Regions from separate parts of the Homo sapiens genome. Here region 2 is linked to region 1. The links are chromatin loops, found by intact Hi-C in ENCODE. Cell type or tissue: gastrocnemius medialis. All regions are shown on one strand. Links, peaks and the distances in the headings refer to the core of each region. The heading gives the core; the rest is flanking DNA.

Region 1 (8,000 bases), core at 1-8,000:
ATGTTTTGGTATATGTATACATTGTGAAATGGTTAACCCTAGCTAATTAATCAAACTTTCTTTTCATGAGTGTTAGCCTGGCAAATATTTTTCTTTTCTTTTTAATCTATTTTTACCTTTATTTATAAAATGTCTGTATGTAGGTGTATGTGTTTATGTTAGGCACCACATAGTTGGGCCTTTCTTTAGCCAATCTGATCATTTCCGCCTTTCAATGAGAGTGTTTAGACTATTTGAAATTTTAGTGTGATTATTCATATATTAGGGTTTAATTCTGGGATCTTGCTATTTGTTTTTCTATTTGTCCCATCAATTCTGTTATTTTTTTCTCTTTTTTTGCTGCCTTTTAGATTAATTGGCATTTTTAGGATTCATTTTATTTTGCTTTTTGGCTTTTTAGTCATAACTGTTTGTTGTGTATGTGTTTTTTTAATGACTGCTCTGGGGCTTAAATAGCCATCTCTAAGTTATCTCTGTCTGCCTTCAGGTAACACTATACAGTTTCACATATAGTATACAAAGTTAAGAGTATATACCCATTTCTCCTTTCTTGAACTTTGCCCTATTATTTCCATATATGTTACTTCTTTATTTGTTTTAAACTTTATAGCATTTTATTATTTTTTATTTAAACACTCAGTTTTCTTTAAAGAGATTTAAATAATAAGAAAGATGATCTTATAATTACCCATTTTTGTTGCTATTCATTCTTTTGCGTAGATTCATTTTCATCTTATAATATTGTGCTTTTTGAAGGAATTAAATATTTCTTGTAATGCAGGTCTACTGGTGATGACATTTTACAGCTTTGGCAAATCTGAAAAAGTCAGTATTTTTTCCTAAATTTTAAATATATTTTCATGGGATATGGAATTCTAGGTAGACTTTTTCTTTCAGTACTTTAACGATATTGTTTTGCTCTCTTCTGGCTTGTATTGTTTTTGGAAAGAAAGCTGCATCATTTTTTGTCTTTGTCCTCTGCAATAATTGTGTCATTTCTCCCGGGCTACATAGAAGATTTTATCTTTGTCACTGGTTTTAAACAATTTTATTATTATGTGTTTGTAGTTTGCTTTATGTTTCTTTTGCTTGGGGTTCATTGTGATATGGGGGCCTATGTATACATCATTTTTGTCACATCTTGAAAAACTTCAAATATGTTTTCTGTTTTCCACATTTTTCTTCTTCAGTGATTCATATTACATGTATTGAAGTTGTCCTAAGTAAAATAATTCCCTGCCCATTTTATTCTGTTATTTTTGTCTCTGTGCTTAATTTTGGATAATTTCTAATGCTGTGTCTTCAAGTTCACTCATCTTTTTTTTTCCTGCAGTATCAAATCTGCCGTGAATCCCATCCATTGTTTTTTGTAACTCAACATTATTGTTTTCATCTCTAAAAGTTTTTTAAAATCTCTTTCATGTCTTCACTAATCATGTTTGATCTTTCCTGTAGCATCTTGAATAAATGGAATACAATAGTAATAAACTATTTTAATTTTTAAATTTATTAGGCCTATTGTCTGTGTCATTTCTGGGTCAGTTTTGACTGATCGATTTTTTTCCTCCTTATCGTTGGTTGTATGTTACTGCTTCTTTGCATGCCTAATTATTTTTTTGGATGTTAGACATTGTGGATTTTACCATGTTGGGTGCTGGATATTTTCGTATTCCCCAGAATGTTCTTGAGCTTTGTTCTGCCACATGATTGTTACTTGGAAATGGTTTAATCCTTTCGGGTCTTGCTTTTAAGCTTAATTAGGATCAGGAAAAAGTTTATTCTTGGCCTAATTTTCCCTAATGACTGAGTCAGAACCCTTCTGGGTACTCTGCCTGATGCCTTATCATTAATGAGGCTTTCCACCCTGGCTGTTGGGAACAGCAACTGTTTCCAGCATTGGGTGTGCTCCATGTGTTACTCCCTCCAGTTCGTTTGGTAGTCCTCCCTCTAGCCTTGGGTCATTTTCTTATATGCTTACACTGACTGATACTCAGCTGAAAACTTGGGGGAGACTCTCAGTTATCCCAAGACTCTTTCTGCGTGTCGTTATGCAGCTCTAAGTACTTGGGTACTCTGCCCTGCAAACTTTTCTACCCAGGTTCTCAGCTCCATCTCCTCAACTCACTGGGCTTTGCCTGTGTTTTTTCTCGGCAATGTCATGGCCTAGCTGTAATTTTGGACACCTCCTTTCTTCTCCGTCTTTCTGGGATTTCTCTCCTTTGTTTTCTGATGTTCAATGTCTTGAATACTGTTGTTTCATATATTTTGTCCATTTTTTAGTTGTTCATGTGGGAAGGTAAATCCAGTTTCTATTACTCCATCTTGTACTGAAAGGCATGTCTCTCCTCCTACATTGTCCCCACTTTTTAGATGAGTGAAAAGGGGGTGAAGGATGTTAAATAACTTGCCAGGGGTACAGCACACAGGCAGTAAGTGATGCAGCTGGACTTGAATATGCTTCTCAGACTCCCCAGATAATGATCTTATCACAAGGCTGTAAAGCTTTTATATGTAATGTGAATTGATGTATTTAATAATCAATGTGTTTCTTCGTAGATATTAAATCAAGACACACTGGCAGATTTTTATGTAAATTGCTTCCACCCTTCTTCCTTTTAAAGATAAATGCAAGGAACGTGAAGAAAAAATAATTTTAGTGTCATCTGCAAATGAAATTGATGTTCGTCCCTGTCCTCTTAACCCAAATGAACACAAAGGCACTATAACTTGGTATAAAGATGACAGCAAGACACCTGTATCTACAGAACAAGCCTCCAGGATTCATCAACACAAAGAGAAACTTTGGTTTGTTCCTGCTAAGGTGGAGGATTCAGGACATTACTATTGCGTGGTAAGGTAAGAGAGGAATTAGTATGTTACAAACATGTTCTAGTTTCCTGCAGTTGTTAAGGACAGAAATACTTTTAATAATGCTTAACTTACCTATTTTATTTTATTTTAGAAATTCATCTTACTGCCTCAGAATTAAAATAAGTGCAAAATTTGTGGAGAATGAGCCTAACTTATGTTATAATGCACAAGCCATATTTAAGCAGAAACTACCCGTTGCAGGAGACGGAGGACTTGTGTGCCCTTATATGGAGTTTTTTAAAAATGAAAATAATGAGTTACCTAAATTACAGTGGTATAAGGTAATTTTATTTTAAATATGACATTTCACTTTTCCAGAAAATAAAATAGTTCCCTGGACAATAGAATGTATCTGCAAAGTACCTTTTTATTTTGTATATTGTTTTCTCTTTAATGGTGAAACTTGATAGGGAACCTAAAAAGAATTGTAAGACTGCATTCACTTAATTTGAAGCTTAACTAGAAATTTGTTTGCTGTTGTTTTTATTTAATTTAATAAGATGTAATTGAGAAAAGTACTAGAAATAGATGTTTAAAGAGAAGGCTGATTATAAGCTTAAGGTATTGAAGATGTAACTATTTATTACAAAACATACTATGTGTGTTTTATTGAAGATATGGTCTTCAAATAACCTGCTAGTTTCCATAACTGTCTGAAAAGTGGGTTGACTAGCTTTCCATGGAACACCCCATGTTTTGGTAACTTTAATCTACCTAGTCTGATGGAACTTAAATGGGGAATCATCTTGTAGAGCTTAAGACGTACTAAATACGTAATATCAATGAAGTGCAGTATTGTTAAGAAACTATATAGTGTTAACATTTTTTTCAAACATGTTTTTCTTGCAAAATAAATTGGCCTTCACTTCATAGTACAAGTCTCATAGACTTGAAAACTTAATGTCATAGGAATATAGTTAACTGTTTCCAAAAAGCCAGTATTAAAACTTACTATATGTAAGGAACTTTTCCAGTCACTTTCTAAAAATATAACATTTGCTAAGGTGAAAAAAATGGAGCTCCTTTGGCGGTAGATTGGGGAAAGTTATTGGTTATTGGTTTTCAATGCTTCTCTCTCCCTTTATCTAGGATTGCAAACCTCTACTTCTTGACAATATACACTTTAGTGGAGTCAAAGATAGGCTCATCGTGATGAATGTGGCTGAAAAGCATAGAGGGAACTATACTTGTCATGCATCCTACACATACTTGGGCAAGCAATATCCTATTACCCGGGTAATAGAATTTATTACTCTAGGTGAGTCATAGCTCCAGCCCTAAAAGGTTTAGATCTGGGAAGGTCCAGAGACTGTGATTCTAATACTACTTTCATTATCCATGAAGAAACCAAATCCAAGACGACCTCAATGATACCACAAAAGTCACATGGCTTTAGTTTTGTTTTTTTGTTACTAAATACTATGTAATGTTTTTCCATTCCTGCTTCAGATGTAGTTCTAATTAAATAGAGACATTATGAGCTGTGTTTTCCAACTGATTTAAGAGGGTTGTTCTTTGGCATGGCTAAAAATGGTTCTTACTGAAAGCTCTGGGGCTCCCTCTGGCTGGTATATGGGAATGTTCTGAGAGCCTGCACCTGGGGAATCTCAGTGAGTGTCAGTGTCTAGCAGCAAGCATCGGTGTGGACACTAATGAGCTTTGGAATAAGTCACATTTCCAGAATCTACCTCCTGTTCATTCTGTGTTAGGTGTTAACCTCTCTAACCCTGTTTCCTCTTCTGTAACAAGATGATGCAATCTCCCAAGGTTATTGGGAAGATTAGAGATATGGGGTACACGAAACTTGTGTACCTGGTGCAAAGAAATGCTTGGTGCAAAACAGCTATGCAATTAATAGGTGTAGGATGATTGTTCTTGTTAATTTTCTTGTGTCTTTCAATTCTGCGTTAACCATGTTTCATATTGAAAACTATATCACAGCAAAATGAAACAAAATGCACAAATTGCCAGGGGATAGTCAGAATGCTCAAACTTTTTGTAAATATTGAGATTTTGTAAGATTTATGTAATAAAATAAGAGTTATTCCAATCAGAACTTTTTTGCAGGTTATAGGGGTGACTATTAGTAGTTATGCTGGGACAACAGGTATAAATTGGGACTATCCCAAGCAAACTCAGAATATGATCACCCTATAAATAGCTTCACTTTTCCAGTTATATAATACTTTATTTTCCTAAAAATATTTTTATTAAATAAAAGTTAATTCCTTGCCATGGTCCCACAGGCATCAGTGAATCCCAATTTTCAATGGTCTTTGTATCAAACCATGTTCTTGAGTTTTTAGCAGCCTGTCATTGGGTAGCTCTGGTCTGTCTTTCCTGAAACATAGTAACCTAACCAGCAAGTAGAACTTGAGAGAGAACTGGGCACTGGGGACTATTTAAGCTAGGTTAAGTGTTTTTTTTTTTTTTTTTTTTTTTGAGATGGAGTCTCGCTCTGTCACCCAGGCTGGAGTGCAGTGGTGCGATCTCCGCTCACTGCAAGCTCTGCCTCCCGGGTTCATGCCATTCTTCTGCCTCAGCCTCCCGAGTAGCTGGAACTACAGGCGCCCGCCACCACGCCCGGCTAATTTTTTTGTATTTTTAGTAGAGATGGGGTTTCACCGTGTTAGCCAGGATGGTCTCGATCTCCTGACCTCGTGATCCGCCCACCTCTGCCTCCTTAAGTGCTGGGATTACAGGTGTGAGCCACCGCGCCCGGCCAGGTTAAGTGTGTTTTTGATATTCTCTGTTTCCTTTTCTGATCCCATTTGTAGAAACAATATACTCTACTCGGAGTGAGGTAATATTTTGTTTTCTTTCCAAGGCCCACACCAATGATGCCTAGCACTTTTTGTTCACTCAAGGATTCAAAAATATTTATTGAGCATTTACTATGTTTCAGGAACTGTAATAGGTATACATTAGGGAAAAAAACAGAGAATATCCTACCTTCATGGTGTTCACTTTTTTTTTGATTGGGGGAATACCGAGTGCTCAATTTTATAGTTTCTCATAGTTTCTTCATGGCCACAGATAAACCCCTGAAACCAATCTTTTCATAAATAAGTCAGATTAATTTCTGGGGCTTCTTGATACTTTTTTGCCTATTTTAATAAATTACAGCATTATTCCATAACCCTGTAGTTCTCACTATTGGGTCATTAACACAGTCATTAAATGCAAGCAGGTCTAGTATTGACTAGCCCTTCTGGCCAATAACACCCAATTCAAGGAAGTGACTTTCCACTACTCTCGCCTTTGCTGACATGCTTTCACTTAAGAGAGGCATTTGTCTGGGGACCCAGGGTCCTGGTGATGTGTGTGTTTTTCAGTAGCACCCCACTCTATGAATTCGGAAGGTCTAGCTCTACCCCGGGATTCACAGTGTGCTGTGGCCTCTGCCTCAGCTTTCTTCCTTCACTTTCTGCCTCCTGTCTCCTGGCATATGTGCTTTGAACACTTGATGGAATATCTGGCCAGAAGTCATTTAGTATGTTTTGCTAAGTGTTGTCGTCACTTGAGATTCTGATCTATAAGAGACTGACAAACCTTATGGATGTTTTTCTTTCAGAGGAAAACAAACCCACAAGGCCTGTGATTGTGAGCCCAGCTAATGAGACAATGGAAGTAGACTTGGGTAAGTGGGCTTCAGTGAGGGTATGCTGGAATCGGTTTTTTTTTTTTAAAACATAAGAGTAAGATAAATTGTATCTTTACTATATATAATCTAAGCCATTTACTGTATAAATCTATCAATGGAGGGAAAGTGAGACAAATTATATCTTAATTTTTTGTATTTCTTGCCTCTATGGCAAACATCTTGCCATGTCTGATATCTCCAGCCCTACTTTTCTGTGAACACTTATTACCATGAAAACACCAACCAGACACCAAGGTCAAAAGGCCTAGGAACCAGCAATGCCATTGACTGGTACAGGATTGGATTTCTTTCTTTTTTTTTTTTTCACAGAGTTAAAATATTTAATGACAAAAATAGGGTTTGCTGTAAAAGTGAATCAATACAGTAGGTGTTACTTATCTCTGAATTAAACAAAAATTATATTTGACATCTTAAAGAACTTCTGAAGAATTGATCATTGTACGACAGACATCAGCAGTGTTACAATTTCAGGACTGGATTTCTCATGACCAGATCCAAGCTTTGAGTCGGAAGAGTAAGGCTACAGGCCCCAAAGATGGTAGTCATTCTAGAAAAGTATTTTTCCAAGTTAGTGAACATTTTTTATTCAAGAGTAAAGAAAGAACCCCACAAGCATCTAGCTCTGCACTGTTTAGTGCAGTAGTTACTAGGCGCATGGAGTTATGGACATGTACAATTAAATTAAGTCAATTGATTCATTTAGTTAAATTAAAAATTAGTTCCTCTGTCACATTAGCCATATTTCAAGGGCTTAATAGCCACATGTGACAAGTGACTACTGTACAGACAAGCACAAATATAGAACATTTCCAACATCACTGAAAGTTCTATTGGAAACCACTGATCAAGAGAGAAAAAGTGGTTCTTTGTGTCAGAGGACCCAAAATAGGTTGGCCTTGGAATTGTCCTCTGTAATAGTAACTGCATGACAGCAGTCAAGAACCATACAGAGGTTAGAAGGTATATGCTTGTGATCTGTGAATTCTGTACTTGGCCAATTCTGTACTTGTTATTTATGGTGGAAGGTGGTAGAAAGACATTCTTAGACAGAAACAAAAATGTCAAAACTCAAAATTAAATATGGGCCAATAGGCTCTAGAACAATGTTTCTCAACCATCTTTTTTTGTTTTAAATTGTTCCCCTTTAGAGTCTAAAAAGTCTTCTTCCACCTAATTCTCTTTCCTGTCTTTAAATTTCAGTACCACAGTTATCTTTTATATTTGCTGATATACTGTGGCCCTTTGGAGTACCACAAACCATGTAATATCTAAGGTTTTCTTGCCTCTTCCCCAAGAACCAGTTTTTGCCCTGCTGGCCACAGCCCCTGTTGAAAATGCCTGCCCTAGAAGTGTGTAATTGAGAGCTCTGATGCCTAGGCTGCATTGATCTCTCAATCTACAAAAAAAAGCTTCAAATTAGGAAATAATTATTTTAATGTATTATATTGACAGTGGATCAGAAGCA
Region 2 (10,942 bases), core at 1-8,000, 96 kb before region 1:
TCCTACAAAATTATTGGTTTGATTTCTATCATTATAGATTTGAAGGTCTTTCCTGGAGCTTCATATAAATGGAGCATAGAGTACGTGCTTGTGTGTGTCTAGTTTCTTGCACTCAGAATGATGTTTTGGGATTCATCCATGTTGTGTGCGCCAGTAGATCATGAGCACTATTCAATTGTGTGACTGTGCCACAGTTAGTTTACCAGTTCTCCTGCAGCTTGGGCACTTTCTAATTTTGGGCTATTATTTTTAAACTTACTCTGCAGTACAGCTGTTTCATGGGCAGATATTTTTATTCTCTTGAGTAGACACCTAGGAATGGAACTACTGAGTCAAAGACAGGCATATATTTAGTTTTATATGAAAGTGCCAGCATTCCCCCCCGAGTGGCTGCAGCATTGCACATTCTCCCCAGCAGCGCAGAGAGCTCTGGTTGCTCCGCATCTTTGCCGACATTTGTTCTTGCCCATCTTCTAAATTTTAGCCGTTCTGATAGGTGTGCAGCACTCGCTTGTTGCGTTAATTTACATTCCCCTTTATCACAGTGTATTTTAATTATCTGCTTAAGAGTCAGTCTCACCCGTCAGAATTCAGTGCAGGGAAACTGCATTCACTTTTGCTGGTTGAATGAACAGTCTGAACGCCACATGGTCCTTTTCCTCACTCCACTTAAAATCAAACAGGGACAGCCGGGTGTGGTGGCTCAAGCCTGTAATCCCAGCACTTTCAGAGGCTGAGGTGGGTGGATCACCTGAGGTCAGGGGTTCAAGACCAGCCTGGCCAACATGGTGAAACCCTGTCTCTACTAAAAATATGAGAAATGAGCTGGGCCTGGCGGCGGCGCCTATAATCCCAACTACTCGGGAGGCTGAGGCAGGAGAATTCCTTGAATCCAGAAGGCAGAGGTTGTAGTGAGCCGAGATCGTGCCACTAGACTCCAGCCTGGGCAACACAGCAAGACTCCATCTCAAAACAAACCAAAACAAAAAAACTCCAGTACATCCTGGACAGATGATGCATTGGTGCCAGGTGAAGGTGGGGTGACTGACCATCCCAGTGTGCCCAGGCCTGAGGGATCTCTTGGGCTGCAGGACATTCAATCCTAAAACCAGGACTATCTTGGGCAAACTAGGATGGCTGGTCATCCAGGGAAGGTAAGGGGCCAGCATGAAGATAGCAGTGTGACATTTAGTCATAATTACACCAAAATGGGACTTTCTTTCTCTATAATTGATCTTAACTTAGCTCATGAATCCCTACTTCTGCTTATGGTGGAAAAATTCAGTTTTTTCCAGCTGGTATGGTTTGAATGTGTCCCCACCCAACTCTCACCTTGAATTTTAATAATTCCCACTTGTCAAGGGTGAGGCCAGGCCGGGCACGGTGGCTCACGCCTGTAATCCCAGCACTTTGGGAGGCCGAGGTGGGCAGATCACGAGGTCAGGAGATCGAGACCATCCTGGCTAACACGGTGGAACCCTGTCTCTACTAAAAATACAAAAAATTAGCTGGGCGTGGTGGCAGGCACCTGTAGTCCCAGCTATTTGGGAGGCTGAGGCAGGAGAATGGCGTGAACCCGGGAGGCGGAGGTTGCAGTGAGCTGAGATCGCCCACTGCACTCCAGCCTGGGTGACAGAGCGAGACTCTGTCTTAGAAAAAAAAAAAAAAAGGGGGTGAAGGGGTGAGGCCAGGTGGAGATAACTGAATCATGGGGGCAGTCTCCCTGATACTGTTCTCAAGGTAGTGAATAGGCCTCATGAGATTTGATGGTTTTATAAAGGGCAGTTCCCCTGCACACACTCTCTTGCCTGAAGCCATGGCAGCCATGTAAGATGTGACATTGCTCCTCATTTGCCTTCTGCCATGATTGTGAGGCCTCCCCAGCCATGTGGAACTGTGAGTCCATTAAACCTCTTTCCTTGATAAATTACCCAGTCTTGGGTATGTCTTTATGAGCAGTGTGAGAACAGACTAATACACCATCTCAGGGTCACTCAGGTCCTCTCAGTCCTACATATGGTTACTTAAGGGTTTGAAAGAGCTCAAGATTCTTTGCCTTTCTTCTTTTCCTCTCTTCTCTCATTGCTGCCCACAATTGGAGCTGCTTAGTGATATGGACCTGGTCACTGCACCTTGTGCTGTTGATTTCTGTGTGTCCTGCATGGGCCCTGCATGGGTCCGTGGGGCACGTGCTTTGTAGGAATAGCCCAGGAACTTTCCAAAACCCTTCTGTAGCTTGCTGGGGTGATTTGAACCTTGAGACTTCCCTCAAGCCCATCTTCCCAGGTATCCCTCCCTCCCCTACCCACTGCCAACCCCCTTGTTGCCCATCCACAGGCTCCATCGTGGAGTGGGCTTCAATCCAAGGTTTACAGTCTCTGGCTGGAGCCTGGAAATCAACACAATTTCCTCGTTTTCTCATGCCCCCTACTCCCTAACTTCCATTTCTGCCCCAACCCTAGTCATCTTCCCTCAGTGTTCATTGTGTTATGTGCTGGTTCAAACGTGTACTTCCCTTGAACAGGAACTCTCTGGTTTATGGCATAACGTTATGCTCCAGGCTCTTGATATATAAGGATATGTTCTAGAGTTCCAACAAATAAAAGCAAAAATAAAACCAAAATTCTTCTCTCTCAAGTGGCAGACTTAAAAGTCAAGGTTTTTAAGATTCACATTTTGAAAAATCAGCTTGGTGACTATGCTGGTTTCTCGACTCCATCCTGTGCTTGCCCTCCTGTCAGGGCAGTGCCCGGCGAATGCAACCTGCTGCCTTAGTGTGGGGGCAGAAGGCATAGGGGAGGATGGAGGAGAGAGTCGGCTCTGGAGTGAGGTTTGAAGGCTTACTGGAGATGTGTGACCGGAGATTGACTTTAAAGGGCAAACTTTGGCTAAGGGGGTGCGGGGGCTGGAAACCCCTTCCACAGAAGAAACCTGGCAAGAATCAAAGCACAAAGTTGGCTGCGCCTGGTGTCAGCCCCTGATAAGCAGCCTGACTGCAGGGGAGGACGTGGCTACAGGGCAGATAAGATGTAAGGGTGGCTGAGGAGGTCCCTGGGCAGTTTATCTCATACCTCCCACTGGCTTCTGCGAGCCCAGGTGGGTGCCAAGGTTAGCCACCTCCCCCAAACCTGCTCTCCTATTCGCAGCACAACCCTCCTGGACAAAGCGTTTTTCCTCAGCCTTCACCACCCATGGAGGAGGTGTGATTACCTCTATTCACAGAAAGGAGACTGGGACCCAACCAAGGCAAGTCATTTGCTTCAGACCACAGAGCAAAGAATCATTCTGTCATTCCAGAAATATTTGTCAGGCGCCCCTGGTGTGTCAGGTAGGTGCACCTTGAACATTTGTTTAATTTGTACTTAATAACATTTTCAAGAGGACATTACCTCCTTAAGTGAAAAATCTGTGAGGAGTTTTCTATCTTTCTAAGTCTTTGTGGCACACTTATCACATGCATAGTACTATTTCTCAAGTTACCCAGGCACACACAGATGTATGGCTTTCAGGAAGCCATACATCTGTGTAGCTCTGAGGCCCAGCCTTGTTCAACACTTCACTCAGAAGAATTGCTGGCCTGATGACCAACAATAATTGTCAACAACTTAAAACTTCATTGACGGCTCCTAAAAAAAATCAGTGTGCATGTGTGTGTGTATGTGTGTGTGCGTGTGTGTGTGTGTGTGTGTATGAGTGTGTGTATAACATTCATTACTGCAAACTGGAATGGAGTGGGGCTGGAAGGCAGCCCAGAAGCAAGGCTCAGAGCCTGGAGCTGCTGACCTCTTGGGGACACTGCAGCCCTGGCCTGGCCTACTTTTCTCTTCTCCCATATCTGGAAAATGAAAGTAGCCTGACGTATCCGGGGACCCGGCCCAAGACTCCACCCATTGGCAGCTCTTCACTTGTATCTTTTCATATCAAAAATGGGAGGTGACACCCAGTTTAAGGAAAATTCCAAGGCATTTGTCTCGACTAATGTGAAAGATGATTACAGTGGCCAGAGGACTGCCAAGGCTCCTTCTCAAGCTGCTTGAGTCAATGAGGGTAAGGTTTTAAAGGGCCCGCCCTGGCTTCCTTGGGCCTGTAGTTTGTGACTGTGTCGTTTTCAGAGTGGGAAGGCCCAGAGTTGGCCCCATGGAATTCTTTCTGCTTCTAGGGTGTTTGAAGAGATAGAAAGCCAGGGTAAGGTTCACCGAACCTCCAAGCAAAAATAAATTTCCAGAAGGGGCCCCTTTACTCTGAGGACATTGAATAGCAACAAAAACTACCACTGAAGAGTCATTTTGTCCCAGGCCCTGTGCTGGAAACTTTGAACACCTGTGTTCACCCCTCCCTCATGACACTCATGAAGATATACCATGGCTGTCTTTATTTTCTAGGTGGGAATCTCAGGCTTGAGGGTTGGGGTGGCTTGGGGAAGGTGTGTATCTAAGAGGTAGCTCTTATTTATTTTTACTTCTAGAGATTAAGACACATTCTTTTTCAAGATAGACATGGAACTGTCAAAAAGGATTAAAAGTTAAATAAGGATAAGGTTATGTAAATTGATCTTATGTAAAAAAAAACACTAAGATATTTGAAGACTAGGCATCATTATGTGTTATATCATGATTTTTAAAATGATGCTACCAAGAGTACTTCAGAGGTCCAAAGCTGAAATATATTTGTATACTTATATATATAAAGTAAGGGATACTTATTTAAAACCTCAAAAAATCAGAAGTATGTAAAGGAAGAAATAAAAGCTCCCTCTTCCCTTCTGATTCTAATTTATATCAAATTTATATCTCTATCTGTAGCTCAATTTGCCTTTTTAACTAAATAGGGTGATATCACACATATCATTCCTTAACACTTTTCTCTCTTAACGACTTCTAATGGACATCTATTTGTGGCACTGTATATAGGGCATACTTTCTTGAAAAATCCATTGCATGGTATTTTATTCTTGAATAAATCACTTGCATGGCATTTTATTGTAAGATTGTGTCATAATGTATTTATTCAGTTCCCTGGTGATGGCTTTATCATGTGGCTTTTGGCTGAAAGTATCAGAAAGTGGCCCAAACTGGCTTACATAAATTTACCATCTCATGTAACTGAAGTTCAAAGAAAGAGTGGCTTCTGAGTGGGTTCCATACTACTAGCATAATATTTGGCATTTCCCTGTATGTCCCCTCCTCTGTGTGTTGGTTTTGTTTGAAGATTCTTTCCCTTTATGGTGGCAAAATGGTTTTTGTAGTGGCACCAGGCTTTACAACCTCTTGTGAGGGAAGAGGGAGAAATGCCATGCCTTAATGTGCCAAGAAGGAGGTGTGAGATCCACCCTGGTTGAACCCCATGGTGCCGGTGTCCTCTCCTAGACCAGTGGCTGCCAAGGGCCATCTTCCGAGGAAGCACCTGGACTATACATCCTCCACAATGGGCCCTTAGAATTGGTCCATATTTTTCAAAATTGCAAATAATGTGTAAAATCATTGTACTTGGCCGGGTGTGGTAGCTTATGCCTGTAATCCCAGCACTTTGGGAGGCCGAAGTGGGGGGAATCAGCTGAGGTCAGGAGTTCGAGACCACCCTGGCTGACACGGCAAAACCCCGTCTCTAGTAAAAATACAAAAAAATTAGCTGGGCATGGTGGCCTGTGCCTGTAATCCTAGCTACTAGGGAGGCTGAAGCAGGAGAACTGCTTGAACCCGGGAGGTGGAGGTTGCAGTGAGCCGAGATTGTGCCATTGCACTCCAGCCTGGGTGACAGAGCAAGACTCTGTGTCACCAAAAAAAAAAAAAAAGAAAAAAATTCGTACACTTTACATATAGCACTGTTTACTTGGGCAATTATCTGTTTAGGATAAACTAGAAATAATATTGCTAAGCCAAATAGAATATAGGTTTTAAAAGTTTGGCGCTTTATCCTCCAAAACAGATTTTAATAGTTTACACTTGTAATAGATGTACCTGGTTTCTTATACCTCACTTACTGGAATATTAGAAATCGTTTAGTCTCTACCAAAACATGGCATTTTTCTATTATCTTAATTCACATTTCTTTGGTTATTAGTAATCTTGAACATGTTTTTCACGTCTATTGGCTTTTTGCTTTTTGCTTATTGCTTTTTGCTTCTTTCTTTTTTCTTCTGTGGACTGTTTATTCATGTCTTTTGCAGTATTCTCTCTTGGATTTGTGAGAATTGTTTATTTATTATAAACATTAAACCTTGATTGGTAATACATGTTGCAAATATTTTTCCCTAAGTTTTCATTGATTTGCCAAACTTAGTTTTTTTTTCCAAGTTGTCTTTTCTATGCAAAAGTTTTCGCTTTTTTGTAGGTGAAACTATGAGAAATTTTCCTTTACCATTTCCGAGTTTAATGTCATGCTAAGTCCTTCCTGTCTTGGGAAGATGTGTTCACAGCCCACTGACTGAAGGCCCTTCCCGGCCAGTTCTGAGCTTGAGCTGAGTCAAATGTAAACAGCTCCTGGGGCTGTGGGTATAGAAACTCCCTTTCTCTTTGGGTCTGGAATACCATGATGCCTTTTCCCTGTCCTCATTTTTCTTAAATGTTTTCATTTAATCCAGGCATTATGTACTGGGGGATCAACTATTCGCAAAACTCAGTAAAAGGCGGATTCCCAAGGCTCCACTTTGGATGCAGTAGGTCTGGGGCCAAAGCATGTGAGAAAAAAAGTGTCAGCATTTATTCATTCCACAGCTATTTCATGAGGGTTCAGGGCATCATTCTGGGGACCACGGATACAATACGGTGAACATCATAGACAAGGTTCTTATTCTCATGTAGCCTAAATTCTACTGGGGGAGATGGATAATAGGTGAACAAATAAACAAACAAACTCATCTGGCACCAAAAAGTCCACTAGGCAAAGTGCTGACTGTGAAGAAAAGCTGGGGTGGAAAGAGAGGCCATGGCCCCTGCAAAATGGAATAGGAACAAAGATTTAATCATTTGCCTCTGAAAAATCTCAGTGATGAGTTCCTTCCCTCCCTTCCCTCAACCTCCAGTGTAGAGGAGACTGATGATGATTGACAGGGAAGCACTGGTGGCTTCTCAGAAGTCCATGTGCCTCTTCCACTGCCTTAGTCACCCCTTACTCTGCATTTTCACAGAATCTCAGTGAAATTGCTTAAACCTCTGAGTACCTGAGAGATACTCAGGGCTCTTTCTTGGATGCCAAATAGATAAAATATTGACTCTTAAACATATGTCTGAATTCCTCTTGCCTTTCCAAGGTAGGAGACCATACCATACTCATTTGACAGCACCATTTACGGTCAACAAATCTCTAAGCTCAAAGAAGAGAAGAGGCAAAAAGCAACCCTACCTTATGCAATTAAAAAAAAATCTCCCTTTATAGAGTTTCATTGACCCTTTCTTAAAACCCCCTAAAATGGACGTCAACAATGCCCCTCTTTTATGATGAGAGGATGGAGGAGCAAACAGGTCGAGGGACTTATTCCAATCGAACGTCTCAGTAGCTCAGTCCCAAGGAGCTCTGCCCCAGTAGTGCCACTTCAAGTCCCATGTTCTTTTCATCTTGTGAGTGATGAGCAGCACGTGGTCTCTAGGTTTGCAATATAATTTAGGATTTACTCCTTGGGTTTAGTTTTGGTAACTCTCAAAGAAGTTCAAATATTAAGAATTTTGCTAGCTGTTTTAGTAATCTATTGCTGTGTAACTACCTCTTCCCCTACCCCCAGTCCAGAAAACAACAACCATCTTCTCTTTTCTCGTGGTTCTGTGGGCAGTTCTGCTCCACATGACGTGGTCTGGGGCTGCAGTCCTGTGGATGCTTCTTTGGGCTGGTGAGGTTCCATATGGTGCTTTCACACGTCTGGTGCTTTGGTGAGACAGTGGGGAGGCTGGGCTCAGATGGCAAGCTGTGATGACTGGGCCTATCTGCCCATGTCATCTCTGGGCCTCTCCATATGGTCTTTCTGCATTCTCTCCAGCCGGGTGGCCTATTCCTTACATGGTAGTTTGGGGCTCCTAAAAGTGCAGACATGGAAGCTGTTCAACCTTTGTGAGATGCTGCCCCAGAGCTAGCCTAACATCCCTTCCTCTGCCCTCTATGGGTAAAGCAGAAGCACCAAATTCAAGCTGGGAGGAAAACAAACTTCCTCTTTCAAAGGCGAAAGTGACAAAGAATTTGCAGGCCGTTTAAATCCACCACATTGTCCAGTCAGGAGCACCCATTTTCTCATTGACCTTCTGCTAAGTGAAGAGGTAGAAGGAATTTTCACAATGGCTTTTAGAAAAGTAAAACAATACAGGAAGGGATTTTGCTGTCATTTAAAACATGGTCTGCTCCAGATGGAGGATTTGGTGATTTTTATTTTCTTCTTTACTAAACATTTCTGCATTTCATGAAGTTTTTCAGTGCATCATTTTTATTATCAGAAAAACAATGACATTTTATTAAATATATATATATTTAACTCATTAATTATCTAACTCATTGAATATATATTTTCATTCTATATGTATATATATGTGTGTTTACATATAAACGTGTGTTATGCGTATTCTTTATACATTTTTCTCTTGTTTTTTGAGTTGGACCTTGGCAAAGTCAGTGGTGACACCTGGATTACCTTGTGTTAACTTTAATCAGTTATGTGACATCCATGGGATTGGCAAGTAAAACAAGTTATTGGTAGTGGGAGTTTGAATAGATGGCTTCTAAACACCCTCCCAGACACTGTACCTTCAACTCTCTGATCTCATCCAATCCAGACCAACACTTCTTTACTAAGTTTCTCTGTTAATCAGTTTGCACAGGAAAATGTTTCCATTCAACACATATGTATGATGAGCATGTTGTGACACTGGCTCTGTGTAGACATAGTGGGCACTGAGGAAATCTGGGGATCCTGCCATTAGGAGCTTGTGAGCTGGCGGGGAGCTATGGTGATGCACAAAATTATAACACATGCTAAAAGAACACAGTTAAAAGAGAAATAAAATTTAAATGTTAAAGAGGTGATTACCAGTTATTTGAAAAAAAAATTCACCTCTTTCCAAGGAGATTAGATTTCTACTTTTAGAATTCTTCATACAAATACACATATTTTGAGTTCTTGATCTCAGAACCCCATTGCATATATTGCATGCAACTGGTTTGCAAGTTTTTGGTACACACCCACCCCACACATACCTGATTGCCTACTGCACTTCCTAGAAATGTCGAGGAAGCCTAGATGACAGAAGTTAATTTCTTCCCAGGGAATGTAAAGCATATCTTGGCAGATAAGAACGAAAATACAGGTTAAAGACAGAAGATTTCACTGGGAGTGGCTATGAGGAGCCATTTAAATTTCTAGCAGCAAATGGGTGGCACAATTGGCTTTAAGATGATCAATCTATTGGCAGTGTATCATAGAGCTTCCCAACTTATCTGTGCCAGGGAGGGATCAACAGTGCACACCTGAAACTTATTACAGACTAATTTCAAGTGATATTGTACTGCTTCAGGTATGATATAAGAACTTTATAACGCTTTCATTTCTCCCTTCCTGGTCTTTGTGTTATTATTGCTGCACATTTTCCTTCTACATATGTTATGAGACCCACAATACATTTTTAATTTTGCTTCAGTTATGTTTTGAAATGTTTTAATTAATAAAAATATCTTACTTATGTACCCATGTAGTTACCATTTCTATTGCTTCGTATTCTTTTTTTTTTTTTTTGAGATGGAATCTCACTCTGTCGCCTAGGCTGGAATGCAGTGGTGTGATCTCGGCTCACTGCAAGCTCCGCCTCCCAGGTTCACACCATTCTCCTGCCTCAGCCTCCCAAGTAGCTGGGACTACAGGCGCCTGCCACCATGCCTGGTTAATATTTTGTATTTTTAGTAGAGACGGGGTTTCACCGTGTTAGCCAGGATGGTCTCAATCTCCTGACCTCGTGATCCACCCACCTCATGTTTCCATTTGGTATAATTTTCTTTTTATCTGGAGGGCTTCCTTCAACATTTCTTATAGTGCAGGTCTGCTGGTAACAAATTATTTCAGTTTATAGATGTCTGAAAATGACTTCATTTTATCTTCATTTCTGAAAGACATTTTTGCTGCATAAATTTTTATAGGTCTAGAATTATTTCTTTTAGCCCTTTAAAGATATTGATCTAGGGTCTTTTGGCTTGCATTGTTTCTAATGAGAAATCTGCTGTCATTCTTTTTTCTTTTTTTTGCTCTTCTTTGGCAGCTTTTAAGATTTTCTCTTTAGCAGGTATTGTAAGCATTTGATTATGATGTACCTTAGTGTAGTTGTCTTCATATTTTTTGTATTAGGGCTTGTTGCCCTTCTTGGATCTGTGGGTTTACAGTTACTGTATTTGGGGGGTTTGTAGCCATTATTTATTCAAATTTTTTTTCTATTAATTCCTCTCTCATAATCCCCCCTTGAGGGACTTCCATTACACATATATTTGGATATTTTACATTGTTCTACAATTCATTAATGCTCTGCTCATTTTTTCAATCTTCTTTTCTCACCGCTTAATTTTGGGTAGTTTCTATTGCCATGTCTTGAAATTTACTAATTTTTGTTTTTCTTTCTTTCTTTTTATTTTATTTTTTTTGAGAGAGAGTCTTGCTCTGTTGCCCAGGCTGGAGTATAGTGGTGCAATTTCAGCTCACTGCAACCTCCACCTCCTGGATTCAAGCAATTCTCACATCTCAGCCTCCTGAGTAGCTGGGATTACAGGTGCCTGCCACCATGCTGGTCTAATTTTTGTATTTTTAGAGATGATGGGGTTTTGCCATTTTGGCCAGGCTGGTCTTGAACTCCTGACCTCAGGTGATCCACCCACCTTGGCCTCCCAAAGTGCTGGGATTATAGGTGTGAGCCGTGGCACCCGGCCGAAGTTTACTAATCTTTTCTTTTGTAATGTGAATTTGCCATAATACAATCTAATGTGT

The links. Peaks named below come from ENCODE experiments on the same cell type or tissue, not always from the same donor. Only the 100,000 strongest peaks of a DNase experiment are listed, where the experiment ranks them.
Region 2: a loop joins it to region 1, with 3 times the contacts of the local background. A loop is called at or near these places in 5 of 110 quality-filtered maps.

The regions. Positions count from the first base shown.
Region 1 is chr2:102,162,153-102,170,152 of GRCh38, forward strand. IL1R1 (interleukin 1 receptor type 1) reads left to right here. Exons shown (of 12, transcript NM_000877.4): 4 at 2,622-2,856; 5 at 2,963-3,152; 6 at 3,961-4,129; 7 at 6,446-6,511. Among named protein-coding and RNA genes, the nearest start is that of IL1R1-AS1, 16 kb to the right of the region's middle. In gastrocnemius medialis, for the core only: CTCF peaks have their summits at 4,442 and 4,641; no DNase peak of the experiment used is centred there; H3K27ac peaks cover 704 bases.
Region 2 is chr2:102,066,487-102,077,428 of GRCh38, forward strand. It overlaps a transcript of IL1R1 not described here. Among named protein-coding and RNA genes, the nearest start is that of IL1R1, 71 kb to the right of the region's middle. In gastrocnemius medialis, for the core only: a CTCF peak has its summit at 3,775; a DNase peak (open chromatin) is centred at 3,815; H3K4me3 peaks cover 2,186 bases; H3K27ac peaks cover 6,204 bases.